7 separate regions of the Mus musculus genome follow, and all the other regions are linked to region 1. The links are chromatin loops, found by intact Hi-C in ENCODE. Cell type or tissue: heart. All regions are shown on one strand.

Region 1 (4,000 bases):
GCCTAAGGCAGTATCACACACATCGAGTCACTGAAAAACAGTGAAGCCAGGAAGAGGTCTGGAGAAAAACAGACTCCAAGAGGCTGTGGTCTACGCTTGCTGACTGCCCTACATGACATAGTAAAGGAGGAAGTTACAGCAGTTACCTCTGACAATTAGCCGCCAAAACCTTTATCATTTTAGGGGAAAAGACACGATCTGAGAGAACTTTTATTTGAAATACAGGGGGAAGGTATGAAAAACTACTAACTCATAGTCACACATACCATCACTTTAAGTTTGATCTGGTCGGTTTTGTACTCCCTATCTGCCATCTTCTAATTCCCCAGTGAAGACCATGTTCCTATCTCTCTGTGGAAGCAGACTCTCACTCTAACCAACTCACTGCTCTTTCGAAGCAGATGGGTGGCTTTAGGGGGAAAGGGGCTGAGTCAGGGCAGTATCTCTCAAGAACCTCTCTTTGTTATGACTGCAGATCTCAGAACTCTGTGTGTGAGAGACAGAGCTACTACATTATGCCCTGGTGTCCTGTTTTCTGGGCACTCTGGTTTGCTTAGCATCTGTCACCAAGCAGGTATGTGGGATAAGAGGCTGAGCAGAACAAGTTGCTCCTGATATCTAGCAGTTTGAACTGTAGGCAATTGCAAAGAAAAAAGTGGAAATTTCACAGCCACCTCTGGTGCTTACATCCTTCACTTTTAGTCCAGTTCTTAGTTGCTCGCATTCTAGGCTCGGAGAGGCAAGTCATTCTGCTTCACTCACACTTTGAGCCTTCCTTTCTCTAGTGGTTCCATGTGCAACCGAGGCAGGAGTGGAGAGAGGGGAGGAGGGCCCTTAGCTGGGAGCCAAAAGGCCTAGGATCAGGCCTTGGCTTCCACTGGCCACTCTGCCTCTACTTTGTTCCCTCAATCATGAGCCCTGTAAGTAAAGATATAACCTAGCCACTTGCAAATTTGAATCTTGGAGTATCTTCCCATGACTGTATACATACAAAGGCATGCTCTCAGGCCTGGCATGATGACACAGGTTCTGGCCATCTGCTTTCTGTAGGCAGTCCCTTGAAGGCCCTTTTATCCCACTTTTATACCTTGGCAGCAGGTGATCCATCTGCTTCACTCCCTCCTCCTCCTCCTCCTCCTCCTCCTCCTCCTCCTCCTCCTCCTCCTCCTTCTTCTTCTTCTTCTTCTTCTTCTTCTTCTTCTTCTTCTTCTTTTTTCAAGACAGGGTTTCACTGTATAGCCCTGGCTGTCCTGGAACTCACTTTGTAGACCAGGCTGCCCTCTGCCTCCTGAGTGCTGCTGGGATTAAAGGCATGCGCCACCACACCCGGCCACTTCACTCCCTTCTATTAGCTACTGCTGATTTAAAGATCTTAAAGATCATCTCCTAGGGCTTTGCCCTGACTCCAGGGCACCTCTGATATACCTCAAAGTGCCTACCCATAGCCTGTCCTGCTGACTGCTTATGCTCACTAGGCCTCGCAGATCTGCTCTGAGAAACTCACCCATATCCCCAAATTTGTCTCAGCCTGACTTCCACCTCTTAGCCTGAGGTCCATTGAGCCTGCCTCAGGAACCCTTCCTCTGCCTGCCTTTTCTTGGTCTTCTGCTATGATTGTATTTTAATTGTCTACTTGCATATCTCATCATGTCTGTCAGCTATAGACTTCTGATAATATCACACAATTTATCTTTAACCTCCAATATCAGGATAGAGTCTTAGCAAATCTTGTTTAACAACAGCGGTGTGTGTGTGTGTGTGTGTGTGTGTGTGTGTGTACACCCAGAGAAACAGACAGGAGAATGACTGACTGAATGGAGCTTCCAAGGAATTCTAATTGTTTTATGTTCTTTAGACATGTTTTAATTTAATGTAGTGGGTCTTTGCAGAGTGCCTAGGAACACATGTGGTGGTGTTAGGCACAGCAGCATGACAAAACGTTGTAAGCAAATACCACGTTTTCTGGATCTCCAGTGACCATCTCATTCTCCGATATACCTCGAAGTGCCTACACAAATCCTGTCCTGTTAACTGCTTACTCTCGCCAGGCCTCGCAGATGTGCTCTGAGAAACTGGCCCATGTTCCCAAATTTGTCTCAGCCTGACCATTGGACTTCCACCTTAACCCAAGGTCCACTGAGCCAGACGCCCTCTGGCGGTAGCGCTCAGGAGCTACATCCCGGCGCAGAGCTGGAGAGAGGAGAGGAAAGGAGAGGGAGGAGGGAGGAGGCGCAGGCAGGGGAGGAGAGGAAAAAGTTGCGCTGGGAAGTTTGGAAAGTTGGGAAGTGGCTGCTGCGGGCTTCGCCTCCCTCCGCGCGCGTGCGAGGGAACGAGCGAGAGAGCGAGCGCGGAGCCAGCGAGCGCCTGCCATGCCCGGCAGACCCCGCCTCGCCGCGCCCGGGCGCCGAGCTCGCTCCGACTCCCTGCGGCCCGGCCCGGCCCGGCCCGCCGCGGCCCCGGCCCCCCGCCTCCCGCGCCGGGTCCTCCCCTCCCCCGCCCGGCGGCCCCAGCCCCCCGCCCGGCCCGGCTCCGCGCCGCTCTCCCGCCCTCCTCTCTCCCTCCCTCCCGGCCGCGGAGCAGCATGGCGGAGCCCGGGCAGCGGCCGCGCGGCCGCCCGCCGCCCCTCTGAGCCGGGCTCGGGGGCAGCCCGGCACCTCAGAGCAGACCCCCGCCCCGCCGCGCCCTCTGCCGCACTTGTCCCACTGCGCGCCCCCTGGAGCGCCGCGCACCCCTGGGACCCTTGCGCGCCCCGGGTGCCCAGCATAACCCGAGTTCCCCCGCTCACCCTGGAATCTCAGGACTGCCCCAGGAGCCCCGCGTACCCCTGGACCCTGACGCGGCTCCGGGACCCCCACGCGCTCTAGGACCCCTGCGCGCTCTCAGAATTCCGGGGCTCGGCCAACCCGGCTGCGCGCCCTGGTGAGGGGCCCCGCCCCAGAGGATCCCCCTCTTCCAACAGACCGGAGCCCCGCCCCAGAGAGACCCCCAGGTCCGACAGGGACATCCAGCCACGCCCCAGCGGGCTCCCAGCATCTCGCGCCTGGAGCCCTGTGCTCCAGAAGATCCTCGGTGCCCAGCTGGGGGCTCCCCGCCCTGCTGAGGGGGCGCTGCCCAAGAGGGACCCCCGCGTCCCGCGGGCCCCGGCAGGATGCACGCCGCCCTGGCGGGGCCGCTGCTAGCCGCCCTCCTTGCCACCGCCCGCGCCCGTCCGCAACCCCCCGACGGAGGACAGTGCCGGCCGCCTGGATCGGTGAGCGAGCACCAGCCCTGCCACTCTCCCGCCTGCCTGGACACTCCAGCCTGAGGGGCCAGGGTTTGGGACCAGCCTTCTCCATTCAGCCCACTCGCTCCACCTCCGCCCTCTGGGCACAGCCTGGGCTCCCTTCCCTAGCATCTGTCCTCCCGGACTCCAAGTCTGAGCCCAGCCCAGATGGTTCCTTCTCCACTCGCGGACAGTTTCCCCTAGACTTTTGGTCTTGGTTGGATGGATCCCCTCTCTGTGTCCGCTTCTAACTCTCCTGTCTTTTATCCTACCTTTACCCTTTGGTTGCCTTCTTCTGACTTCATCTTCCCAACACCTAGTACCCTTTTCTACACCCTGACTTCCAACCCTTTTGCTGTTTCATTCACACAGTGCCCCAGGCCAGGCATCCCTCCCTCTCCTTGACCCTTTTTCTGACCTAAGGCTGGATCCTCCAACCCTGGTGCTCATTCTCACTCCTCTCCCTCTGTACCCCAGACCCTACCCAGTACCGATTGTCCCAAATGCCCCTGTTTCCTGAAAAGGGTAAGATATCATAGGAGAGAAACGGAAATGACAGGATGAACTTGCTTGTCTAATATTTTCCTAAGGGCACCAAGTAATTATTGCTTCTCCCAACTTTCCTCTCCAAACCCGGCATCTCTTGATATTTTTTCCTGCAATGCCCTTATCTTCAAATATAGATTAATGCGTTGGCAATCATCCTGAACTAGATGCCAGGAGACGAGAATACTGTTG
Region 2 (4,000 bases), 59 kb before region 1:
AAACATCTATTAAGTAGTCATGGGAGGAAACTGCTGCCAGATGGATTGCTGGTGCCTACCAGTTCTGAGACACAAAGCAGACCATGGGCAACAAGATCAAGACATTAGCCAGTTTGCAGTATTGACACTCCGAAGAGATGCCATGATCCTAAGGTAGAGGACCAGCCCCGCCCACGGCTCCCCGCTGCTCCAGTGGTGGCCATCATGCAGTTGTGGGACCTATTCTACCTTGCCTCAAAGGGTATGCTATGGCCAGATTGAGAATGGAGACTATGGGGAAGCATAAGCATATAGGAAAGCTTCCTCTAGTTGACTCAGCATCCCCAGGTCCTTATAGTAGATAACTACTTGCTAGCCTCTGCACTCAGATCTAAATCCTTGCTCCCAAGCACCACAACAGGCCTGCCATTGGGACTTTGTTTTGTCCCTGTAGACACATACTCTTGGGTTGTGCTATGAATCCAGCCATTAGAGGATGGTCTTTAATTAAAAGCCACAACTTCTGTAATGCCTTGAACCCTTAGACACCAGAGCTGTCACATCAACAGCTCAAGGGACATTCTTAACATGACTTACATTACCAGCTGCTTATGCCAGAGTCACTTAGGATGCTTCCTTCTGAAGAGTAACAATCTAATAGCATAGCCACAGACATACTACTGAGTATATGCCGTGGTAGAGGGCCATCCTGCACCCTCTCAAACCTCAACAAATTACAAGTAAGTCCAGGCTACCAGCACATGCATAGGTCAGTCCTGGTCAGGATCACCCATGCCAGACTAGGTCACTGGGTATTAATCATTGCCAAAAGAGCAGTTAAACTAAAAACCAATTCATTAAAGATTAAGCTTCACCTCCAAACCCCTCAGGGAAGGGGAGCTGTGGCTGGGTAGCCATGGCCTGCTCTGGGAGGTCACCAACTGTGAAAGTTTTCTCAGAGAGCCTATAATGAGGAGTTGGGTAGCCTGGGCTCCAGTCCTGACTCCAGTTTGAACTTGCTGAGGAACACTGGGTGTGCCCATTCTGCATTCAGAGTTCTAATTTCTTCCCTAGGAAAATGGAGAAAACTTCACTGGGTTTGCCATCCTGAGGGTAATATACATGCTTGCCCTTCTCTCTCTCTCTCTGAAAACCCAGGTTGTCTAATTGCAATTGCAATATTGAGACCGTGGAGACTTAGCAATGAGTTACCACTCCACCCTGAGGTATAGAGGGCAGGATCTCAGACCTACCCTTCTTGCTCCCCATACTAAACAGACTGCATTGCTCACTCTAAAAGCATGCCTGCTTCTTTCTCTGGGACAAGTTTTTAGCTAAGTCCTCTGAGTTCATTCATCCACAAGAAAAAAGTCCTTATTTAATATATTCTTGGAACTGCCATTTGGATTATCCTAGTGGGGTCAGTGAAGACACAGGACCTTCACGAATCAAGATCTAATGTTGAAGTGATGATCTAATATAGAATGAAGCAAGCAATGACTGATACTGAATATCATGGGCTGTGTATGCAGCTGGTAGTGTGATAGCCCCAGAGATCTCCTGGTGGCCCTCCATGGAAATGGCACCATTAGCATTCTGGATTGCAACAAACAGATTCTGTTCCAATGGGATGTGTGAAGCAAGGTAAGAGAGATATTGAACTTGGTAACTGAACCTCACTTCTTCCCTTGCTCTTTGACCATTTTATAAAATGAGTCTACTCACTTCTTCGCCTGTAGATGGCAGCACGGCCCCCTTTCTCCAAGAGGAACCTTGATTTCCCTTGAGAACAAGTGCCTCAAGAGGGTAAAGTGCAGAGATAAAAATGAGATAAATTTGCCCCACAGCAAACATTCTCACATGTGTAAAATGTAACAAATGTGAATTTGCCAAACTTCTGAAGCCTCACTCCAATTGTGAAATAGCCTTTCCAAGACTCTAGCAAGATTCCACAAATCACCAAACATTTTCTAAGGGAACATTATATGGAATCTATGGCACAGTCAGCACCCACAGAGCCCAGCTTGGAAACTCCAGAGCAAGAGAGATACTACTCATGATCCTAGAACAGCTACCTTCTTCCCAGCCTGTTCTGCACCAGCATCTCATCCTGGAACTTTCACAGACATTGCCTCCAGTTCTCTAGTGCCAAGTCCTCACCTTGTGCCCTGAGCACTGCTAAGTTGGTTACACCATGTCATGCCTTTGTGACCCATAATCCTGACATCTGACTTTACCATGAGAAAACAATGAACTGAGGAGTTTCTTGGGCTGGAAATGTAGTTTTATGGGTAGAGTACTTGCCTAGCATATAGGAAGCCTTGCTTTTGATCCCAAGAACCATATAAACCAGGTATGGTAGCAGACACTTCCACCTCTAGCACTCAGGAAGATGAAGCAAGGGAACTGAGCGTTGAGGGTCATCCTAGGCTGCATAGAAAGTTCTAGGCCAGCCTAAAATATACGACAGTGTCTCAAACAAGCAATAACAACAACAGAAAGTGTTAACTCTCCAGACTAGCCAGTTGTTACCTTACACAAATGGGAAACTGAAGAAGGTAGAGCATTCCACTCAAGGTCACATGGTAAGAGCCATATAAACAGGGCAAAGAGCCTGGTCTGCTGCTGAAGGAAGAGTTTACAGAAGCTGAAAGCCAATGCAGTATTGGGGAGTCGTGCCAGATTAGGCTCATATCCAAATCGTCCCTCTGAATAGTTTGCCTACTCTCTAAGAAAGCCTTGGAGAAGTACTCAGGCATGTCCTACAGCCATGTACTACCCAGAGAAAGCGAGTTCACTTTATCAAGTTCCTTCATTTTGCTTAGCATCCCCCCCCCCCACCCTGGGGAGGGTGGAGACAGTCTGATAAGATAGTGACAGAAAACATGCCTAAAGTCTAAATGTTCTCCTGCAGGTAATATTATTAATAATTATTTTACTATTATCCTCATCACCTTTCCTGGTTATTAACTACCTGTTACCCATCATGGATCTGTCATTTAGGAATTTCTTTATCCCTTTTGTGGACTTGTTTATACTCCCAGTCAGCAGCACCTCTCTAACTTTTGATCCCTATCCCAGCCCAAGTTTCTACAGGCTAAGTCCTCATATTTTAATGGATTTTTCTTTTTTTATTATTAGGTATTTTCCTCATTTACATTTCCAATGCTATTCCAAAAGTCCCCCCATACCCCCACACCTCCTCCCCACCCACTCCCACTTTTTGGCCCTGGCGTTCCCCTGTACTGGGGCATATAAAGTTTGCAAGTCCAATGGGCCTCTCTTTCCAGTGATGGCCGACTAGGCCATCTTTTGATACACATGCAGCTAGAGTCAAGAGCTCTGGGGTACTGGTTAGTTCATAACGTTGTTCCACCCATAGGGTTGCAGATCCCTTCAGCTCCTTGGGTATTTTCTCTAGCTCCTCCATTGGGGGCCCTGTGATCCATCCAATAGCTGACTGTGAGCATCCACTTCTATGTTTGCCAGGGACTGGCATCGCCTCACAAGAGACAGCTATATCAGGGTCCTTTCAGCAAAATCTTGCTAGTGTATGCAATGGTGTTCTAGTCTCTTTTGTGGGTTCCATCATAATCAGATGAAACTCTCTGCAATATAGATTCATCTCCTCCTCTGGGTGGGAGAGATGTCCCAAGGAACAGAAGAAAGATATAAACTTTCCACTCCCAACCCATGACCTCCAAACCCAGAAGGCCTGTATAAGAAAAGACTAGGTCGGTCTTCTTAACCATCTCAGCTAAGACTAAGACCAGAGCCCAGACCCTACTGCCCTGAAGAGAATCCAAGGTCCAGGATACTATTTATTCTCCAAGCCTACTGTCCTCTTCACATGAGATACAAGAGACCAGGAAACCTTTCTCAAACACATTATACAAAGCCAAAAAACATGGAGAGAACACAGTCTACTCAGAATCTACTTTGGTCTGGGTTCTACAGAGTTCAGGTTCAGTTAGATAATATGCCTGCCACTTTCGGGATATTCACCCTTAAATAAAACCAA
Region 3 (4,000 bases), 110 kb after region 1:
CTCCTATCTTGTTACCTCTGTGAAAGGCCCCATGAGGTACTACACAGAAGTGAGGAGAGGTAGGTAGAGACGGAGCTTGAATTCCTATTTTCATAACTATGATAGTCGAGATTTGTCTGTATTGGTTCTCATAGCTCCTTGAACAATCGTTGGGAATGGTACCAGGATTCTGACCACTGTTTCCCACCATGTTCTTCCTGGTGCCCATGTGAAACCTCTAGGTGGAAGATACTTGTCTTCATTTAGTTGAGCATTAAACTTGAGATGGTCTCTCGTGTATTTACAGACAACCTTACAAATGACCATGAACTTACACCTGGGCCATGGTGACCCAAATTGAAGTACACCGTGCCCTTTGGTTGACACTATCTCCCTTTTTTTTTTTTTTTTTTTTTTTTGTTATGGACATACCAGCCACCTTCATGCTAGCTCTTTCCTGAAGAGGTCAGTGGGGTGTTCCCCCAGCCCTCTCTTCTGCTGTTCCTTTACCTTGAATCATCTTACTCCTCTCTACTTCGGAATTCCTAATTATCCTTTTTGAAAGCTTTCTTGAAAGCTGCCTTGGTGAGTGTGTTACCAGGCTACTCACCTACTAGCCATATTGTCTGTTGAAAACTCAGCATCTTATGCCATTCCCATCTCTTCATGAACTTATGAGCTGCACACTCTCCCCTGACCCCCGTGACGCAGACTGTTCCTTTCTCAGCAGCTCACAGTCCAGCCACTATCAGTGCCAAGGCATGTGACAAAGAGCTCACCATCCCACTGTCCCCCTAGCACTGGCATCCTCTCATGTCTCATGTAATGAATCCCAGTGTTTTATCTTGAGAAGCCAAGAACCACTTCACTGCACATTCAGATATTTCACAAGTCCACGGCTAGAGTTCAGCTTTTGCATGAGCTCAAGTGGGTTCTGAACTAGTAAAAGAACATCCTAGGGAAGGTTCTGTTCCTCAGGGCCTGGCTCATAATAAACGGTCTGGATGCTGCTTCCTTGGGCTTCACTTAGTCACCAAAGCTATGTATTATTAGACATGAGTTCAGACTTTCTCCCCAAGAGTAAGAAATCAGTTATGCAGTTATGTGATCTGCACACACACACACACACACACACACACATCCATTGTAGACACATCTGAAAGATGATACCAGGTCTTGAAAGACAACTGATGTTCTCCCTTCCTCACTACCCTGACCCTCTGGCTTGTTCTATGTTGCACAGTCCTCTCCCCCAACCAAACACCACCTGACACCCCTGCTTCTTTAGTTATGGAGTATGTGTAAATTCTTGATACATAAGCCCCAAATGGATGTAGCTGATTTAACACTTCTAAGGAAATCTCAACATCCACAGTCTGATGAGATTATAAGTAGACACATGTTACCTTGTATCAGATGTAGCATGGCTTAACCAGATATCTCTGGAAGCTCCTCAATAGGTGGAGGCATATATACTTGCCTGTCCTTTGGCTCTTCCCCTTCCTTGGGAAGGCCCTGATCATTCCAGAGGGCAATGACCTCATGAAGATCCACAGTGTGTGGGTGCAAAGACCAAAAGACTGTCAGGAGGGAAGGAAGGGGTGGGTCACCAAGGCAAAGAAGCACTGGGCCTGAGGGCTGGGACCAAGATCCCAGAATAGTTTTCCCTGTAACCTACTCATACATTGTAAGGGCCATTGCCTGCTTTTCTGTCTCGTCTATGAGATGAAGGACAGGACCCAGACATCCCACTTGTGCTGACACCCCCCTGGTGGGCACAGAACATCAGGCACTAGTCTTCAGTGAAAACACTAAACCTAGTGTTAGCTGTCTTCATGCTGGCAAGCATTCAGTCCATTCAGGGTTCAGTGTCCTGCTCAGCTGACATCCTGGTGGCAGGATGGGAGAAGGGGTCTTTTCATTTTATATTTTTAAAACTGTAAATTTTGGAAGTGAGTGACTTCCCTTGCTGTCTGTGAGCTAGTTGCCCCTGACCAGGTTTCAATCCTTAGTCTAGATCTGGTCCCTGTAAGTGTAGGGATAGAGAGCCAAAGTAAGTCTTAGAGGACACTTGCCAACTGATACACTGGGTTTCTTGGACCTGTCTACCCCTCTCCTCTTTCTACTATAGTAACTCTCAAGTCCTCTTAACTCCTTCAGTAAATGCTTACCTTGGTTTTCTTCAACTATGGGATGGGGATGATAGTAGGTATTCCATGTGTTCATCTGTGAAGACTAAGAGAACCCAGCCCATGTAACATTCAAAGTACCATCTGGCATGCAGGGCAATGCCAAAATATCTAAGTTAGACATTGTTGCTATGACTCTTTTGGTTCCTATGCTGTGTGTCCTAATTTAAAGGAGTGTCTCACTGAAGTTCTAAGGCTTTCTGAAATTTATTGCTTCTCTCTCCATCCAAATGTCTTTCCTTATCTGATCAGACTGGCATATGTCCACTTTTCCCCCATACTCAACTCAAGATGGCCTACCCTCTCTGACATCAAGTGGAAGAACCCACCAGATGCCCTGCTGCACTTGTTCTACACTGAGCTGTTACACTGTCTTGTCACTTGCTTCTACACTGGCCCATGGGTTATTTAAGAGCAAGAACCATACTAGACTCAGGACAAGGACATACTAGGACACAGGACAAGATTTGGAGCATGCCATAAAGAATAAGAAGGGAACATGTAAGCAAGAAGTTTGGTGACAAATGTCATAGTAGGGGGACAGGCAGAACAGAAATGGAACCCAGGAAAGGGATTCATATCACTGAAGTTGGTTGACATAGAGTTAGGAATTGAAGAAAGAAGGATGAGGATGTAGACTTTTTGGCTAGTTTTGAACATTTCTTAGAGGAAATCAATTATTCTGCTAATTCCTATGGGTTTCCTTTTGCAACTCAGCAATGTCATTGTTATGTAGTTTGCTTTATGGGTTATTATCATCAACATTGGCCCAGGTCTGCATCTCTAAGGTGATGGAGCTCCACCCACTACTCCCCATACTCCTGCCCTAACTTGTATTATAACATCCTCCACCCTGGGATGAAGATGCACTGCTCCCCTACGGCCACAGGTGGGATGGGAACACAAGAAGTCCCAGCCAGCACACTGTGGGTGAATGTTTAGCTTCAGGTTTCCTGGGCAGCTAGACAAAGACACTCATTATCTGTGGTGAGTAATTGAGGTGTTAGCCCAGATCTTGGGAAACTAGTTGGGATAATTACATCTGTTCAGATTTCTGCACAGTTTCTGTATCCTGGCTATAGCTGACTGATACACTCAGGTTCCCCTTGTATCTGATGGACTGTGAGCATTAAAGGACAGTCAGTTCATGTTGGTCCAGGGATGGAACTTGTGTTATCAGGCTTGGCAGCAAGCTTTGCCTCTTCTTGATGGTTTTCTAATCCTAGGAACAACAGATAGTCAGGGTAGAGAATAGATGCTCTTGGGAGCCTGTATACCATCACAGTTTCACCTTTCCTTATGAACCACATGATACACATCTGCTTATCAATCCCATTTCAGCAGCTGATTGGTTATTAGTTTGCCTTCCCCACCCCACCCCCAATCCTGTATATGAGATGTCTTTTGCTCAAAACCAGAAAACATTTGGTTTCTTTTATGACCAACAAGTCTGGAGATGTTTCCTTTTCTATCTTCTGATAATCACAGAAGTAGCTATACTTCTTCAGTCCAATTGTATTGAGAACCCACACAATATAAATATACGTGACCATTTAATAACTAGTGGTTACCTACAAGATGGAAGAAATAAACAGCTGAAGAGAGAATTTTATAATATGAGCTTCTTATGGAGGTTATGAGGATAGTGTGAGCCCAATTCATTTATGAAAGAGAGGATAAAAAAGGAAGTGGATCAACCACAGGGCTCTCCCTGGAGGCATAAAACATTTCTCTGACCACTATGTGATCCTTATAGGCAAAGTCAAAAATGAGGATCCAGGAATAGTAGTTGCCTTGGTTAACAGGCTCCAATTTGCTAACAAATAAAGGAA
Region 4 (4,000 bases), 110 kb before region 1:
CTGCAGCAAGGCATCTGGTTTTGGGTAGCACTCAATTGGGTGTGGTTCTTACTGCTGACATTGTTTCGTGTAGTTTCTTGTTAATCTGATCCAGAGCTCCTGGCATCTGGGTGTAGCCCCATCTGGACCCAGTTAACCATCTCTTGTGAATTCTTACTCAATGGCCAGAGAGAGGGTAGGAGGACTGGGCAAGAATCTACAATGTGCTTCACACATTTCCTCTTTCAGCACATGGTTTTCCCCAAGCACCTCAGAACAATGTCTGCCATCAGAATGATGCTAATAGGAACAGCTCACTCACAAACAAAACAAAACAAAAACTAAAACTAAAAACAAAACAAAACAAACAAACAAAATAACCCTCTGCTATCTCAAGCACAGCTGCCCACCTTGTAGCTTGTCTTTTCTTTGCCTTTTCCTGTCTATGTTAAACTTCACACAAGGACACAGGGAAGAGCAAAGGAGATGCAGGTGCTTGTGGAAGTGACAGAGTCCAGAGGCCCGGAAACCTGCCCTGAGGATGTCTCTCTCCAGTGATCCCACGTCTACTCCATACATCATTAATCCTGAGTTAATACAATGGCAGCCTTAGCAAAACAGATACTGGGGAGCAAAGTGACATAGGTACTGTGTAGGTCCTGGGTACAGCATTCCTGATAGTGCACACTTAATTACATTAGAGGCATGAGGGACAAATTAGATCACCTGAGTTTATTCCTGAGATCTCTTTGTGGATGCAAACATCCACATCTATGTCTAGGTTTATGGGTGAGAAATGTCAGCCTGTTGTCCTGAGGGTAAAATAACACCATTGGCTATAGAACACAGCTTTCACACAGAAATTGCTCGAAAACAATCTCTGAATTAGAGACAATATCAGCCAGACTGGTCTCCCCTGAGATTTGTTTTTAAGCCACTCTTCCACCCTGGAATCACCTAAGGAGCCTCTTGAAAGAAAATTGTTACATTTTAACTTATTTCTTTTTATACCAACATGTTGGGGAAGGGGTTGTGCATATCATGGTGCTCATGTGAAGGTCAAGGATGCTTCACAGGAGTCAATTCTCTCCTTCCATCATGTGGGTCCTCAGAATGGAACGAATGTCATCAGACTTGGCATCAGGCACCCTTAACAGCTGAGCCATCTCACCTCGAGGCCCTAAGGGTTTTGTTGGTGGTGTTGGGTTTTGGTTTTGATGTGTTGGTTTTGGTGTTTTGTTGTTGTTGTTGTTGTTGTTGTTGTTGTTGTTGTTGTACAGACTCTCACTTCAGATATGTTAGGACAGTATCCCTTGAGTTAGGATATAGTTGTCAGTACATTTTAACCTCCCAGATGATTGATAATTGTAGCCCAGATGAACACAGCCATAATGCCCAATTCTATGATTACACATGCAGAGAGGCTTTGAGGCCCCTCAGCTAACAGAGTCTTATGCACAACCTCAGATGTGTTGTGAGGCTCTGAGTCTAGCTCACACCTATCCTTTGGTTCCAGCTAGCTTTCAGGTCTCTATTGTTTCCACTAAGTCATCAGAGTTATACAGGCTACCTACAGCATTCCAGAAACCCCATTCATAACATAGCCTGCTACCCTCTTGGATACACCACTCCTATTCCATGTAGTGATTTTTTTCTTCTATTACTGAAAGTCATTAGAAATAGAGTAGATGAATAATTTCTATTTACTAAACTACTGACAAATGGGTTACAGTTTTAATGGTAATGAGTTGTACATTCCAAAATGGCTGATAGGAGGATTTTTAATGCTCCCATCCTCTGAACAATTCTAATTGAAATAAAGGCATGAGTGAGTAGACACACAAATTCCTCAGATATGGTCATGAGATATTCAAGCTTATGTCACAGCATCACACTACAGTCATGAATATGCACAATTACTGTCGAACTTTTATTTTTAAAAGACTTTTATGACCACCAGAGGGAGCCAAACACCTCCCACTTAACCCACAGATTGGAAAAGATACAGCAGAGAACAAGGAGGAAATCAGCACTGCAGCTTAGACATGGTCCCCCAAGTCACCTTTCATGCCTGGAACATTGCTAGTCACCCTGGATGATCTTCAAATACAGCTGGCACTACAGAAAGACATATCTGTGCCTTACTAGGCTGGGTTTATCTTCGGCCATCATCAGTAAATCCTGAGAAGGTGTAATGTATGAGGATTAGGGGCAGTCATTTACACACTGCACCAGCAGCCCTCTACTCAGTCAAAGAGTTGAGGCAGGAAACCCATCCCACAAAATAGTTCATGGCCTCGTCTTTCTACAACTATTTCAGATGGTCCAGCCTTAATGGTGAGCTACCCTGGCCTCTGATAAACACTCCCAAGTCTGAATTTCACCATCTTACAGGATCACTTTCTGATAAGAACCCTCTCTTCCTCTGAAGGTAAGAAGCTGTCTCTGTGATGCTTCCACCCTTGGCTCATCAGGGATGTGTTTCTCTACTTTTGACTTTCACAATCAGTCCCTCCCCAACCTGAGAAGATATTCTCAGTTTGTGGTCCCCACTCCTAAAGATAATTGGTTCAGTGTGGCAGCCAGGGATGAAGCAAAAGAATGCTCAGATATGTTTGTGTTCTCACACAGCCTGCCCTTTACTGTCTGCCTACTGGTGCTGTCTCAGGGTACCTGATTGGATACTTGTGAATAAAGAAAGCACTGAAGTCCCCAGGACTAGATATTTAAAGGTGACTTGGGCCCAAAGCAGGACCACCTGTAGCACCTTTTCTCAGTTCCCCATTCCTCTTCCCTACTTCATTCCCAATAGGCAGGTTGGAGTATCTCTGTTGTCTGTCACAAAATTCAGCTCTCTACCTCACAAAACTGTTTAGACTCCAGCTCCTCAGTTTTCTCCAAGGAAGTGGGAAGCTAGCAAGATCTCATTTTCAGCTCCTTTCAACTAGGGTTACTGTTGACCATAGTAGGATCTGATCACTCTCAAAACTAAGAGTGAGAATTGGCAGCCTTTCAAACCGATGCATCCAAGATGTCCTCCCATGTCCTTTCCCACACATAAAGATTCACATCAGACACATACACAGACATACATGAAGACATATACATGAAAGCACAAACACACAGGCATCACAGAAGTACAGAAGAGCACATAAATATATAAATACATGAAGACACACACTCGGCCACAAAATAAGCAAAAGACACACACACACACACTGAGAGAGAAAGAGTCAGAGTCAGAGAAAGAGAAAGGGAAAGGGAAAGGAGAGGGGAGAGGGGAGAGAGAGAGAGAGAGAGAGAGAGAGAGAGAGAGAGAGAGAGAGAGAGAGAGAGAGAGAGAGAGAGAGAGAATACCTAATGACTCCTCTGGGTACAGAAAATGAACCCAAGGCAAAATGTCTACCACCCAGTATGCATGCTCAATAAATGTTTGCTGAACTGATGTGAGCCACAGGGGATCCAGCCAAGGTAGCTGCTTCAAGCAGAAATAGGAAAAATGAGTCCTGTCTAGATTTCCTGCTGATTAAACCCTGCATATAAAGTTCTAATAGGAAGACTTTACACCTTGCCAACATCTCTGTGACCCTCCTTTCCTTTACCAAAAGGCCTAGACTACATCTAGACTCTCTATGCCATGGCCATTTTTCTTTGTGCTACAGCTTCTAGGAGGTGGGCAAGTCTTCATTAGCTTTCTGGCACTTTTCCTAGCTCTACATAAGAAGTGTTACATGCCCTGTTATCAGTTTACCTGGGCAGTTCTGGAGCCCAGGTGTGCCTGCCTCTTGTGGTCATGATAGAAGCCTCTGTGGTGTAGGATCTCCAGCACTATAGCTAAAGGAAGGGGCTCAAACATTAGGAAGTACAGCACAGCAAGTAGCAGGGGCAGAGTGGCTGGGAGCTCAGGTAGTTCCAAAGGAAGTAATCATGATACCAGAAGTTCCCCAGAGGCTGGTATCAATACATGGGGGTTTCTAACACTTGGCCATTAAACCTTAGTGCAGAGACACTACAGTCAAGC
Region 5 (4,000 bases), 67 kb after region 1:
CTGCCTCCTACACTGCTCCCAGGAGTCAGAGCATCAGGATACCCTTACTCAGCATGGGCAGATACACAAAGACAGATACACGGCTCTGTTTCCCCCTCACGTCTCTGACTCACCAAAGTGAAGGGGTGTTTGGTATCTGCAGTCACCTAGCTGAGGATCCTTCCTTACCTACTGTACTTCATTTTTCTTCTTGGAGTCTAACAGAACTCATCCTGTCAATGAGGTTTTGAGCCTGCTGTGGGATGATAGCTTAGAGGTGTATGTGTGGACCCCAGGGATCCTACCTGGGCTCCAGCAACCACAATTGACAGGCTGTATAAAACCTTAAGCAGAGCATTGCTAGCTTCCCATCTCTGCTTACCCAACCTCCTGAGGCAGTTCCATGGTGGCAGTGCCTCTACTCTCCTGCACAACTCACCCGACCTCTGCTTCTCCCAACCTTTAGGTAAGATGTCTTGTCTGCCTGCAAAGCTTTGTCCAGTCATCTTATTCCTTTTTGTATGGAAGACATGTTTACTGAGCATCTGCCGTGTACCAGACACTGTTCTCAACACATGGTCATGCCTGGCATCCCGTGCTTACTGGCATCCCTGTTTACTGACCCATAGATGTGTCTACCCACCTTGAAGTGTTTATCTGTGTCCTGGAGTAGGCTTTTTTCATGCTTGCATGACCTATAACTGAGCTTCTGGTGGTAGAGACTGTGTAACCACTTCTATACCCAGGGCATTGGGCACAAAGGACTATACCTGCCTAGTTCACTTCTGATTCTCCAGCATCCCACCTACATCCTAGTATACTCAGGGTCCCGTCAGTGCACACCAGAAAAGAAATGGAGTGGAGTGGAGAGATGGCTCAGCAGTTAAGAACACTAGCTGTTCTTCCAGAAGAACTGAGTTCAATGGAGTATTCTTACAAGCCCTGCATGTTCACCTCATGGCCCTTGCAGGAAAGGTTTATCTCCTGTCACCTATTCTCATCCTCCTACACTGAGACTCTGTAGAGGGGCCAGGTTCCTATCCCCTGAGTAGCTTGTCTTGGGAGGAGCCCAGGCCAATAGGTGCTATAGCAATCATCTCTATTTGTCCTGGAGCCAGTTTCTTGCTCCCCAGCCCTCACCTCTGATTTCAATTATCCAATTGCACATTGCTGCTGAAACTGCCTCCAAGCAAAGGAGCTTGCCTGGCTCTGCCTTCATTATTTCCCACATCCCTTCACCTTGCACTCAGCTCTTGGCTACCCTAAAACACCCCTGCTCTCCTCCCCTCCTCTCCTAGCTCAGCCAAGTCATGAGCACTCTGGACTCTCCCAGATGCCTTTGCCTCTAACTCCACCCTCTCACATATCTACAATAAACCTGCCCAGCCACCATTAGTTAGGACCAGTCATTTTTTCCTCTCCTTTTTATTTCTATTTTTTTCCCCATCCAGTGAGCACTCCACTGGATTTGCAGGACCCAGGTGAGTATCACTCTCCTATTAGAAATGCTGTCAGTTTTCATGGCTTCAGGTGGCGCTTGAGTTACTCCCAAGCATACTACTTCCAGCAGGGACAACCTCTGGAAGCTTTGTCCATTCCCTGGTGTGGAGAATGAGAGGGACAGAGAAACCAGAGAACTGAGGCCTAGCATAGAGAGGTGAGGCATAGCAGGAACAAAACTACTGTCCCTAAGTATCCACCAGGCTGTCCTGTAGCAGAGAAGACAGTGTCACAGAAGCTGGAACTAGCCCAGTGGGCAAAGAGCAAAGTGAGACAGTGGCTGCTCGGTGTCCGCAGAGCAGCTGCCCTGGCGCTTGGATGTGGTGATCAGCAACCTACTGCAAAGTAAGAGGTGGCCTGGCCCCTGCTGGGAACTGCTGGGAAAGCACCCCAGATTCTAGGAGAGGGAATGCCTTGGAGGTCCTGGGCTGCCTCCTAGCTTCCCTGGTCCAGATGAGTCATCCCTGCTGAGCCTGGCTCAGCCCTGTCCTATGGGGATAGGAATGGCTAGGTTGTGTGAAGTGCTTTCTCCTGGGGCATGCTGACCCTGAGAACATGGGACAGTGCCCCTGCCCACAATAACCGAGACAAGGTTCCCAGGTCACTTCAGCCCTGGGGCTGCCCCGTCCTCACCCCCTCCCCCAAGCACACCAACCCCTCCCCGTGAGTTGGCACTCTACTGCTCCAGGAAATGTTGTTACAAATTTTTTTTTCCACAAAAGCACATGCTGGATTTTCCATGCCACCTCCAGCACATTTTCGGGAAGTCCCAGGTGGTTGGGATAGCGGCTGAGACCCTCCAGAAAGGCCAAAGATCCAACAAACTGAAAGAAGGCTGGCTTTTATTTAGTCATAAGTACATATACGTCTCAACTTTTGAATACTGGAAAGGAAAAAAAAAAAAAAAGTCCAGCAAACCAAAAAAACACACACATCGCTTTGCTTTGGAGGGTAATTACTCTGAATTCAGTTAAACCAACTTGCTCTAGCTAACTAGATTAGTTTACATCTTGTGGTAGAAAAAGAAATACAAATTACTTAGATTGCAATAAACCATGTTTTTCTAACTAAGTAGATTAGTTTATATCTTGTGGCAAGAAACGAGGAGAACGGCTCAGCAAAGCCTGGTGCTTGCTCGTGCCCACTTGCTAAGTTCAGGGCAGGCTGTTTGCTAGGTGACCTCTAGCCTCTGATCCCCCAGGTCTCCCTCGCCCACTTCTTCCAAGAAATGCTAAGAACTGGGCCTGGGGAGAAGAATAAAAAACACATTGAGCCCAACCTCCCTGAGGATGACGCCAGAGCACTGAGGCTGCGCACTGTGTACAGACTCTGTTCTCTCCAGCAAAGCATCGCCTGTAACTCCTACTGTGTGCAGCCAGAGCCTGGGCCTGAGGGAATGGGACCAGCTGTTTGAACGTGAGGCACCAATGCCACCTAGGGCGCATACTTATCTTGTGCTTGACTGACACCGTTTTGAGACTGGAAATAATTTATAAATTAGGGGTTCCTCATCATTTTGTTCCAGAACTTGCAAATTATGTAGCTGATCCTAAAGGACAGACATGGGCGGAAGGAGGAGGGGACTGCCCTCAGGAGTGTGGTTTCCTGGAGGACACAAAGTAGTAACAAGAGTCCATGTTCACCAATGGAACAGGAACCATGGGGACATACAAATGGATGTCATCCGTGTGTGACTTTCTTTCTTTTAGGGAACACACCAGGAAGCCCTGTCCCTAGTGAATCCAGCAGATTCAATGACTTGGTGAATCTTTGACTTGTTTTCTAGTTTGTTTTTTCATTTTGTTTTTTTCCTAAGAAGAAAGATACTTGCTGCCTGAGGTCTGTGCCTTTCTATCAGCTCTGTCCTGTCTATTATATCTGATGCCTTCTGTCATAGGAAAGGTTCATGGTGGGGTGGGCTCTGCAGTTATAACTGTCAAGCACTGAGCAGTTTTTGAGGTGTCTAGTTTTTTTGTGGATGGGGTGTACAGAGTTGTTCCCCCAAGGGTCACTTCAATATAGAAAGTCATTTTACCCAACAGAATACCACCCATGTATTATTACACCACACTGAGGCTTGGTCTCATCTAACTGTCACAGAGACCTTGTAAGTCTGTTAAAAAGAATATGAATTTGATTTACAAGCAGAGTGGTTTTATGTCAGACACTTATATTTCCTCTTGTGAAAATCCTGGCTGAGAGTGTGCTCTGCTCCGGGAGGCTGGGAATGGTTTGGAGTCCTTTTTCTTGCTTCTGCTGCCAGGCGTTTTGGCGTTTTCTGCAGTGCAAGGTGGTCCAGCCTCCTGTCTGCATTCCAGACCTAGGGAAGAAAAGCAGAACTTGGGGTTGGACTCATGAGCCTTCTAGCACCCATTGCAACAGCTCAGTCACTTGGTTACTCTTATCTTCAAGCTCACTTCTAGGTGGCTATGTTTCTGGATAAACATGGGGAGAGCTACAAGGAGGCTAGATGTGTGGGTGAAAGGACAGTGCATACATGCCGTATGCTTTAGGTTTGAGG
Region 6 (4,000 bases), 54 kb after region 1:
CTACCTCCCAATTCCCTATATCGCTCAAATTCAATGAGTTGGACATCCTCACAGTCTCTCCTTTCCTCCTCTCCCCTTCTCTACTCACCTCCCCTAGTCTTCTCAGCTCAGCTCCACTACCACTGCTGCCCTGGGATCACTTTTCCTAAATTTGATCATGCATGCTCTGTTTGACATACCCTCCCTGTCTACACTTCAGATACTCCTACCCCCTTCCAAAGCCTTCAATCCCATGCTGGCATGTCACTTGTTTCAAGTGTTTATAATATGGCACCCACAAAGGTCTTAGGATTTGGGCCAGGATTCACAGGAACTAGGTAGATCTGAGCCAACTGGAAACATGGTGGTTACACCTCACGTTATATTACTAATACTGATCTGACCATCAGGAGCCTTAAGTTTAACATGTTTATGACCAAACTCCAATTCAGTCTTTTCCCTCAGGTTTCTCAAAACCTCCCCTCCCCAAGTTTAATCTCGGTGAATGCTTCAAAGCCAAAGTGCAGGAGCTCACCTTAAGCTGTGCCTCTCTGCCCCAATACCAGACTATGCAGGAAGGCCAGCTGCAATGAGTACTACTACATCCTGCTTCTGCTACCTTCTCCAGTACCATCACCTCATCCTAGCCCCCTAGTAAGTACCCCTCCCATGATGCTGCTTCCTCCACAGCTATTTTGTAGAACCCACAACATTGAGCTAGGTCAGAACTTACTTTTCACCAAGAATCAAGGCCAAGGCCTGCAGTGGACTCCAGGCTTTCTGTTGTTGGAGCCTGGTAGATCTCTTTCTGACTTGCCACCCTCTCCACCTGGCAGCCTCTCCATCTTCCTCTAGTTCTTTTGCTGTTCTGCTACTCCTCAAAGGAGCTCCCATTCTCCCCTCTAGGCCCCCTACCTGGCAGCTCATCTCTGAATCATCACATGGCTGCCCTTCTTTAAAACATCTAGTCAAAATATTCCCAGGACATCCTCAGAAAGTAGCTCTACTATCCCCGTGTCCCTTTTCTCTGCTTCTTCTTCTTTCATGGGAAGGAAACAGATGGGGGCAGGTTGTCATGACCTGACTTTCTGAGCTATCTTTTGCTACCATAATAAACCATTCTAGACTTAATGGATTACTGTCTCCCATCCAGTTCCTAAGCTGTCAGCAAGACATTCTGGCAGTGGGCACTCATTTTGTAAGTTCTCCAGTGCCCTTGGCTGTAACTACTGTGACATGGAAGTTCTGCCCTATGGCATACTCTCAGGGGCTCACTACATAGTGTCTCCAGAAACATGGCTCCTTACTCCAGAAACTTTACTCCTCATAGTACCGCCTAGAAATCAAACAGTGCAAATTCTGCTGGTGTCAGAACCTTTATTCTTGAACCCTGAACCAGAAAACAGACTTCCACCTCAGTCGAAGTAGAAACTAATATCCTAAACAAGATCACCTCTCTTGATGAGAACAGCCCCAAAGATCAGAAGTGGCCCCTGCAGTCTGCTTCTCTAACCTTCTACCCTGGTCATCTGTTGCTTTGTGTGTTTGTATGATTCTCTGAGATGCAGGCTCTGAGCAGGCCACAGCCTTCCCTTCCTCGTTGCTTACCCTGTTCATAAATCACCTGACAAAAACATAATGGACAGAGCAGTGGCCACATGGAGAACAAGCCACTTGTTTCTTTCGAATGTTAGGTTCCTTTGGAAACAGTAGAAATAACCATTATTTTTGTTTTGTTTTATTTTGTGGAGCTCTGGAATGGTCCAAAGCCAGAAGAACTAAAAGGACTCCAATTTGGCTCTAAGATTCTGTAGCTGTGCCTTTCTTTTCCCCACCAGGAACTCCACCTTGCTTTTATTTCTCATCTGAACAATTGTGCCAAGAAGACCATGAGCACGGCCTTTGGACGTCCCACAGTGAATAGCCCACATCAGGGGATCTGCCTGTGGTCTGACAGTGGGGCTCTGGATTAGTCCCTCTCCCTCTCTGGTCCTTGACATCCTCGCTACTCAGCGCCCTAGAAGTGACAGAGGAGTGGATGACTTGCAGCTTTTCTGAACTCTTTTCCAGGACTAGGGCTGCCTGGAGGCTAAATGGGGAATTAGGCTCTGTATGTATGCTGCCAACAAAGGAGTCATGCTGTCACACAGCTGCTCCTAAATCTGTCCTTGGTGGAGCTTTAGAGAGGAGGGAGGGGGCAAGGCATGGCTAACCATCGCCTGCACTGTGCTCCCTCTTCACATTCTCAAGCTGACAGTGGCCTTGGCCTGCATCAAGCTGAAGGACAGGGGATTGCTAGAGTGAGCCAGGAGCTAAACACTGATCCATGGGGCTCACGATACAGAGATGTGGAGTGGTCTACATCCCCGAGGAAGGAGCTATGCTCCTGCCCACCTCTGGGGCTATGGCTTTTTCCAAGCTGACTTTCCTCATAAATCTTAGGCCCCCTGGTCTTTCTCTTTCTTGGCGTCTTCTGTTTGACATGGACGGTATTCAGGGAATTGAACTCTAAACCTTGGCTGGCCGTGCCATACACTTTACCTTCAGGTGGGAGGGCTGCTGGTGTGAGTTCCAGGAAACTTAAGATATACTCTTCAGTCTACACTGAGCCTGAGCACATAACTGCTTGGGTACTGAGATCTGGAAGAGGAGAGAGAGTAAGTGTGGGAGGGGGGAAGAGGAAGAGGAAGAGATAGAGGAGAAAGCCAGTCTATAAGGCAGGTCCATTTTCGTATGAAAACAGTGCAGGGAATTGTGGGAGCATGTAGCTCAGGACAGCCAGAGTAGAAGCAGTTATGCAAGTGCCAGGAGTGATAGGAAAGGTATATAAATAGAAGGAACAGCATGTACAAGAGCCCAGGAGACAAAGAGGAGTATCATGAGGCTCCCTGGAAAACACGGAGGTGCTGGAAGCCACAAAAAGAGGTGTGGAGGAAGACTATTCCAAGAGAGGGACTAGTGTGGGTTAGGGACATTGAAGTACAAAATGCTGGGGGAGGTGGATTACGTGGGAGTGAATATGAATACAGTGAGCAGGGAGGGAGCGCTCAGGCCTTGGTGACATTGGCCTGATGGGAGGTAGCAGACACGGTTTAGAGAGATGGGAATTAAGAATTTGATAGAAGATTTTTTTGCAGTTTCCAGACACTAGACAGTCATATGTTTTTACCAGGCTTTGTAGATGGTGGGAAAGAGAATCGTGTTAGCCTTTTTCCATAAAGTCCAGTCCCAGCCTCACACAGGGACAGGAGCCCCTTGAGTTGCTTAACACCTCCCCCCTTTCCTCTCTTTCTCTCTCTCTCTCTCTCTCTCTCTCTCTCTCTCTCTCTCTCTCTCTCTCTCTCTCTCTCTCTCTCTCTCTCTCTCTCTCTCGTGTGTGTGTGTGTGTGTGTGTGTGTGTGTGTGTGTTCCATGTCTACCAGGTCCCAGACACTGGCTCACAGTGGCTCAGCCAGCCACCTGAGGGCAGCTTTGTAGAGTGAAAGTAGAGGGACGCTTAGTAGAAGGAGACCAGGTGTTACTGTGCATACATTAGATGGTGACAGGATGCCTGCTGTACCAGCCTTGGGAGATCATGTGTGTAACCAGACAGGAGTGGGCGTGACAGTGGAGAGATGTAGACTGAGCTGTTCCCAAGCCTCTCACAGTCTTCTTCAGAAAAGACACGATAAAGTACGACACAGGGCAGGGCTCTGAGACAGTGAGACTCCAGAAGATGGGAATGAGCTGGGTGAGGCAACGGAGTCACCCAGGACTCTAATCCTCCTGGCCCCTCCATTCAAGTAACTGTCTGAGAGCCAGACGTTTCTTTGCTTCTGGGTTCTGGGTTCGTCTTTTGTCTCAGCTTAGCCCTGGCTGTGTAAGCAAAGGCTGCACAGACTTTACAGGAAGAACGTCTCTGACAGGAACAAAACCTTTGAGGAGGAAATCAACTGTGCTCACAAACCTACCAGCCATCAGGTCCAGCCAAACAGGGAAAAATACCAGGCTGAGGGACTCCAGCTTTTTAAGTTTGCCCTTA
Region 7 (4,000 bases), 210 kb after region 1:
GACAGTGGGCATGATGGGGATGAGGTAATGTAAAACAGTACCGTGAGATTGTGACCGGTCCCATGTGGTTGAAGCCCAGCATGGCAGGAAACAGAGCACACTGGTTTCTGTGAGCTAAAATGTGCTGTGGAAGCCCCAACCCCACCCCTGTTTTACAAACAAACTCAGTAGGAGCGCTATGCCTGCATCTCCGAAAGAGACAGTGGTCGTTCCTCTCCTGCCCTATGGGTGTACAAACCTACTTTGCCCCAGAACCTGATACCCAGTAGCCTCTTTGAGGCACCCTTGCTGAAAGGAGGTGGTAAGACTCATTTGAAGGCTTATTGTGAGGATAGTAATCTTGTTTGAACAGCTGGTGTGGGGGATGCTTCTCCTATGGCAGATAGGATGATGTGGTGAAAATTAAGGAGTGTGTGTATGTGTGTGTGTGTGTGTGTGTGTGTGTGTGTGTGTGTGTGTGTGTGTGTGTGTGTGTTCTGCCACCTTCAGCAACCTTGTGCGGAACAACAAGGTGTAGACCATCAGGAGACAGGTGGAAGCTATACTCTAGGGACTCCAGTTGACTTTGCAGTTGTTTCTGCCTGGAACCCGCCCTCATGATCAGTCACATGTGGGCCCACTCTGTCTTTGGGGGTCAGTGGAGCTGGCTATGGGGTTCCAGACTATTCCTCCTCCCTAAGGTACCTGCTAAAACTAGAGCTGAACCCGAAGCTCTCTTCCTAGGAGGAGGTTGCTGACGGTCCCTGTGTTTCCTCTTTGCAGCACTACGATCTCGCCACCTCCGCTGCCCCTGCAGCCTACCCCCAGCTCCGAAACCACCAAGCCCTTTGTCAAGTCCTCACACCAACTCCAGCAGCAGGACGCTGTGGGGCCTACCAGCAGCTCAGCGCCTACACTGGGCCTCCTCCATGCCATCACTGCCTCCATTGTAGCCCCCTTCCTACTACACAGCCTTGGGCCTTCCTGACCTCGACCACCCTTGCAGAGAAGCCAGAGAAACCACAGGAGTCTGTGGCCGTGTCCACCATCTGACACCACCTCAGATGGTGCTAACACCCTCAAGGCAGTTCACACAGGACAGGGACCTTAGAGCACTAGAGCTTTATTCTACTCCAGTTACATCTTCTTTTTTGTAGAAGGTCTTAATTTCCCATAGTGCTATGGGGCTCTTTTGTAAAATATGTGTCCATATTAAAAGAGAAAATGTATTTATTCTATTGATAAAACTATTTTTATGTAGCTTATGTTATAGTCCCTGAATTAGTCCCAAACACCAACCCAGGGAAGGAACCCAGGTTCCCATGACCTCTGTGACCTGTGTAGACAGTGGCTTTGAATTGGCCCCAAGCCTCCTACTCAGGCTTGACTTCTCCCACTGTAGGCACCTCTGAGGGCAGGCAGAAAGGCAGCCCCAGCTTTTGTGAGGCTAAATTTCAGAGCCAGGGGCATAGTGGCCAGCCATCCTCCCTAACCCTGTCCAGGCCCCAGAAGGGCAATTTAAGGAGAAATGAAGAAAGAAAGAAAGAAAGAAAGAAAGAAAGAAAGAAAGAAAGAAAGAAAGAAAGAAAGAAAGAAAGAAGAATGCTGCTATTTTGAAGTCCCACGTGTCTGTGGACTGGCCCGCCAGGGTTCCTGGTGGGTTTTTCCATTAAAGTAGGAGACTGGTGCTGTGGGAGATGAGCCCAGTCCTGTGGTCAGATGGCTACACTGAGATCCAAAAAGTGAATGGGGTTACCCAAGGTCACAAAGCAAGTGGGTGATTGATGTTCCAGTGTCACTGATCCAGCTTCCATTCAAGAGGGGCTGGTAAACCTGGTTAGGGCTGGGAAGTGAGCTGGGCAGAGGACAGGAATGGGCAGGGGTGGACACAGAACAGTCTTAGGGGCGATGGAGTGCAGGAGCCTCCAGTTGTGGTGATGACCGTGGTAGAGACAACCACCTGCCAAAAGCCTGCTGTGCGATGTGATGACCTCCAATTCAATGATAAGGCTGAACCCCCAAAAGAGGGAAAAGATCCACCCAAGATGTATGCCCTGCCCAGCCCTGGATTAGGGTGATACAAAAAATACCCTTGCTCCTCAAACTGTGTTCTACTCCTGCTCTTTCGGTCAGGAGAAGAACCAGGGGAGGCAGATTTCCCAAACTGGAACCCTCCCAATCTTCCCATGGCAGACAAGGAGGCCATTTCTCCAGCTCCCCCTGCTGGCTTCTGTAGCCAGGAGCCTCTAGCAGCCAGCATGGACAGGCAGGGAGTTGAGGCACAGAAGCCTTCTGTCCTCCGGGGTCTGACTGAGAACACAGTGGGCCAAAGCTGGACTTGTGGCTCATTATTTAAGGAGTCCTAGATCCTGAGAGCAGAAAAGAGCCCTCACCTGGCAACAAGAGTAAGAATGACGCTAAGGTCCAGAAAGAGGAAAGGCCTCTCCAAAGTGGCACAGCTGAGACAGGCATGTTGACTCCGGTCCCGTTCTCTCACCTCACTGCACATGGGTTTCCCTGGCAGGCTTGATGGCGCCTGGTTGGCTACAGCACCGCCATGCTTAGGTTGGCAGACATCTCCCTTCTGAGATGGCAGGACTCTGGGCAACTCATTGCATAGTCAGGGGTCCCACAGGCATCCTGGCAGGCAGCAGAATTCTTTCCAGCTCTGCCCCAGTGGACAGGTTTAAGCCTGAGACCTGGCAAGATTCTGGAACTCTGCTTCACAGGGTCCCGCCAGTCCCATGGACACCACACTGTAAACTGAACTTGACCTCAACCAGGACTGGAGTCAGTTTATCCTTGGCAAAAAAATGTGACTTCCTATTGCTGAGCGGGAAGGGGCTTAGCTGACTTTTAAAGCAGGCTCAGAAGTTAGACATCAAACGGATCGTGCAGAGCGCTATTGGGATGAGATAAGTGTAAAGGAATTGGAAACACACAGGCCAGATTCCCCTGTTTGGGGCAGAGTATGGCATGAGATGTATGGAGATCAAGCTCGAGGTTAATTAAAGATGAAGCATTTGGGGAAAGAGTCCAAGCACCTGACCGTGTGCCCAGACCTGTGCCAGGCGTGGGGCCAAGATGGTGAATTAATACAGCATGTAATCACTGTGCAAGCACAGTGCCAGGGTTACACACATGGGCTGAATTGTACCCACCCTTCTGGGCCCAGAAGAGTTCACCATCAACATGGGATAAGTGGAGCTATCCTGGGCTACTTTCCCAGCCCCAACATCAGGCCACTTGTCTTTCCAGACCCCTTCTTAAGGAAGACTGAAAGGGAAGGAAGTGTTTCAAATTCTCTTCCCCACCACATTTTAAGGTTTTTAAAGATGACGTGCCCTGCTTAGTAGCACATGTCTGTAAGGACTGTACTTGGGAGTCTGAGGCAAGAGCATCAACAAGCATCATAAGAGGTCCAGACTGGGATGCACAGTGAGTTCTAAAACAGCTTGAAGTACATGACCAGACCCTATATGAAAAATGAAGGGAAGGGAAGGGAGGAGGGGAGGTAAGGAAGGAAGAAGAAAGGGAGGGAGGGAGGGAGGGAGGGATGGGGCAGGAGGGAGGGAGGCAGGAGGGAGGGAAGGAGGGCAGAGTAGTCCAACAGATCAACAAAATTCAAGGTAGGTGTGGACTTAGAAAGAAAGAACCATTGTTCAGACACCTAGGGCCAAAGTTTCCTGGCCCCTGGAGAGCTCTACCAAGCCAGGGTTTAAGCAAGTAGCAAACTCAACTTGCTGGCCTACATCCTAGGAGACCTTGCACACAAAACAGAATGTATGGCTAGGCCACTTAAACTTCCCTTCCTGCTCTGGAAACAGACCAGTAGTCCATCAGCAGTTTCTCAGACTTCATGTTCTTGCTGGCTAGACTCATAAACACAGAGCCCAGTTCCCTTGAGATTCCAATGAGTATTTTTAGGACTTTCGTTTTAACTTTGAGTCAAACAGAAAGATGGAAGGCCTGTGGCCTAGCAGATTAAGTGACCAGCACTTAGCGGGGAATCAAAGAGGTG

Evidence for each region. Hi-C counts contacts between places; a loop is a spot of excess contacts. Peaks named below come from ENCODE experiments on the same cell type or tissue, not always from the same donor. Only the 100,000 strongest peaks of a DNase experiment are listed, where the experiment ranks them.
Region 2: a loop joins it to region 1, with 7 times the contacts of the local background. A loop is called at or near these places in 16 of 42 quality-filtered maps.
Region 3: it touches region 1 in a loop (2.3-fold over the local background); 2 of 42 quality-filtered maps call a loop at or near these places.
Region 4: it touches region 1 in a loop (2.6-fold over the local background); 4 of 42 quality-filtered maps call a loop at or near these places.
Region 5: it touches region 1 in a loop (2.4-fold over the local background); 5 of 42 quality-filtered maps call a loop at or near these places.
Region 6: it touches region 1 in a loop (2.7-fold over the local background); 6 of 42 quality-filtered maps call a loop at or near these places.
Region 7: a loop joins it to region 1, with 2.9 times the contacts of the local background. A loop is called at or near these places in 4 of 42 quality-filtered maps.

The regions. Positions count from the first base shown.
Region 1 is chr4:114,403,670-114,407,669 of GRCm38, forward strand. Trabd2b (TraB domain containing 2B) reads left to right here and starts at 3,055. Exons shown (of 7, transcript NM_001085549.1): 1 at 3,055-3,250. The coding sequence starts at 3,149. In heart, a CTCF peak has its summit at 2,157 (motif pointing left); DNase peaks (open chromatin) are centred at 2,182, 3,082 and 3,312; H3K4me3 peaks cover 1,969 bases; H3K27ac peaks cover 1,649 bases; H3K27me3 peaks cover 2,826 bases.
Region 2 is chr4:114,344,521-114,348,520 of GRCm38, forward strand. Gm40228 (a long non-coding RNA gene) reads right to left here and starts at 2,103. Exons shown (of 4, transcript XR_868021.1): 1 at 2,055-2,103. In heart, a CTCF peak has its summit at 1,718 (motif pointing right); no DNase peak of the experiment used is centred here; H3K27me3 peaks cover 2,128 bases.
Region 3 is chr4:114,511,092-114,515,091 of GRCm38, forward strand. All of the region lies in intron 2 of Trabd2b (TraB domain containing 2B), which reads left to right. Among named protein-coding and RNA genes, the nearest start is that of Gm33710, 88 kb to the left of the region's middle. In heart, a CTCF peak has its summit at 1,782; a DNase peak (open chromatin) is centred at 780; H3K27me3 peaks cover 1,295 bases.
Region 4 is chr4:114,298,608-114,302,607 of GRCm38, forward strand. No RefSeq gene overlaps it. Among named protein-coding and RNA genes, the nearest start is that of Gm40228, 46 kb to the right of the region's middle. In heart, a CTCF peak has its summit at 1,935 (motif pointing right); no DNase peak of the experiment used is centred here; H3K27me3 peaks cover 638 bases.
Region 5 is chr4:114,470,437-114,474,436 of GRCm38, forward strand. All of the region lies in intron 2 of Trabd2b (TraB domain containing 2B), which reads left to right. Among named protein-coding and RNA genes, the nearest start is that of Gm33710, 48 kb to the left of the region's middle. In heart, a CTCF peak has its summit at 1,855; a DNase peak (open chromatin) is centred at 1,865; H3K27me3 peaks cover 3,685 bases.
Region 6 is chr4:114,457,729-114,461,728 of GRCm38, forward strand. All of the region lies in intron 2 of Trabd2b (TraB domain containing 2B), which reads left to right. Among named protein-coding and RNA genes, the nearest start is that of Gm33710, 35 kb to the left of the region's middle. In heart, CTCF peaks have their summits at 2,069 and 3,459 (motif pointing right); DNase peaks (open chromatin) are centred at 2,123 and 2,843; H3K27ac peaks cover 762 bases; H3K27me3 peaks cover 941 bases.
Region 7 is chr4:114,609,163-114,613,162 of GRCm38, forward strand. It overlaps Trabd2b (TraB domain containing 2B), which reads left to right. Exons shown (of 7, transcript NM_001085549.1): 7 at 763-4,000. The coding sequence ends at 967. All of the region lies in intron 1 of Gm33655 (a long non-coding RNA gene), which reads right to left. Among named protein-coding and RNA genes, the nearest start is that of Gm12829, 69 kb to the right of the region's middle. In heart, a CTCF peak has its summit at 2,210 (motif pointing left); no DNase peak of the experiment used is centred here; H3K27me3 peaks cover 2,813 bases.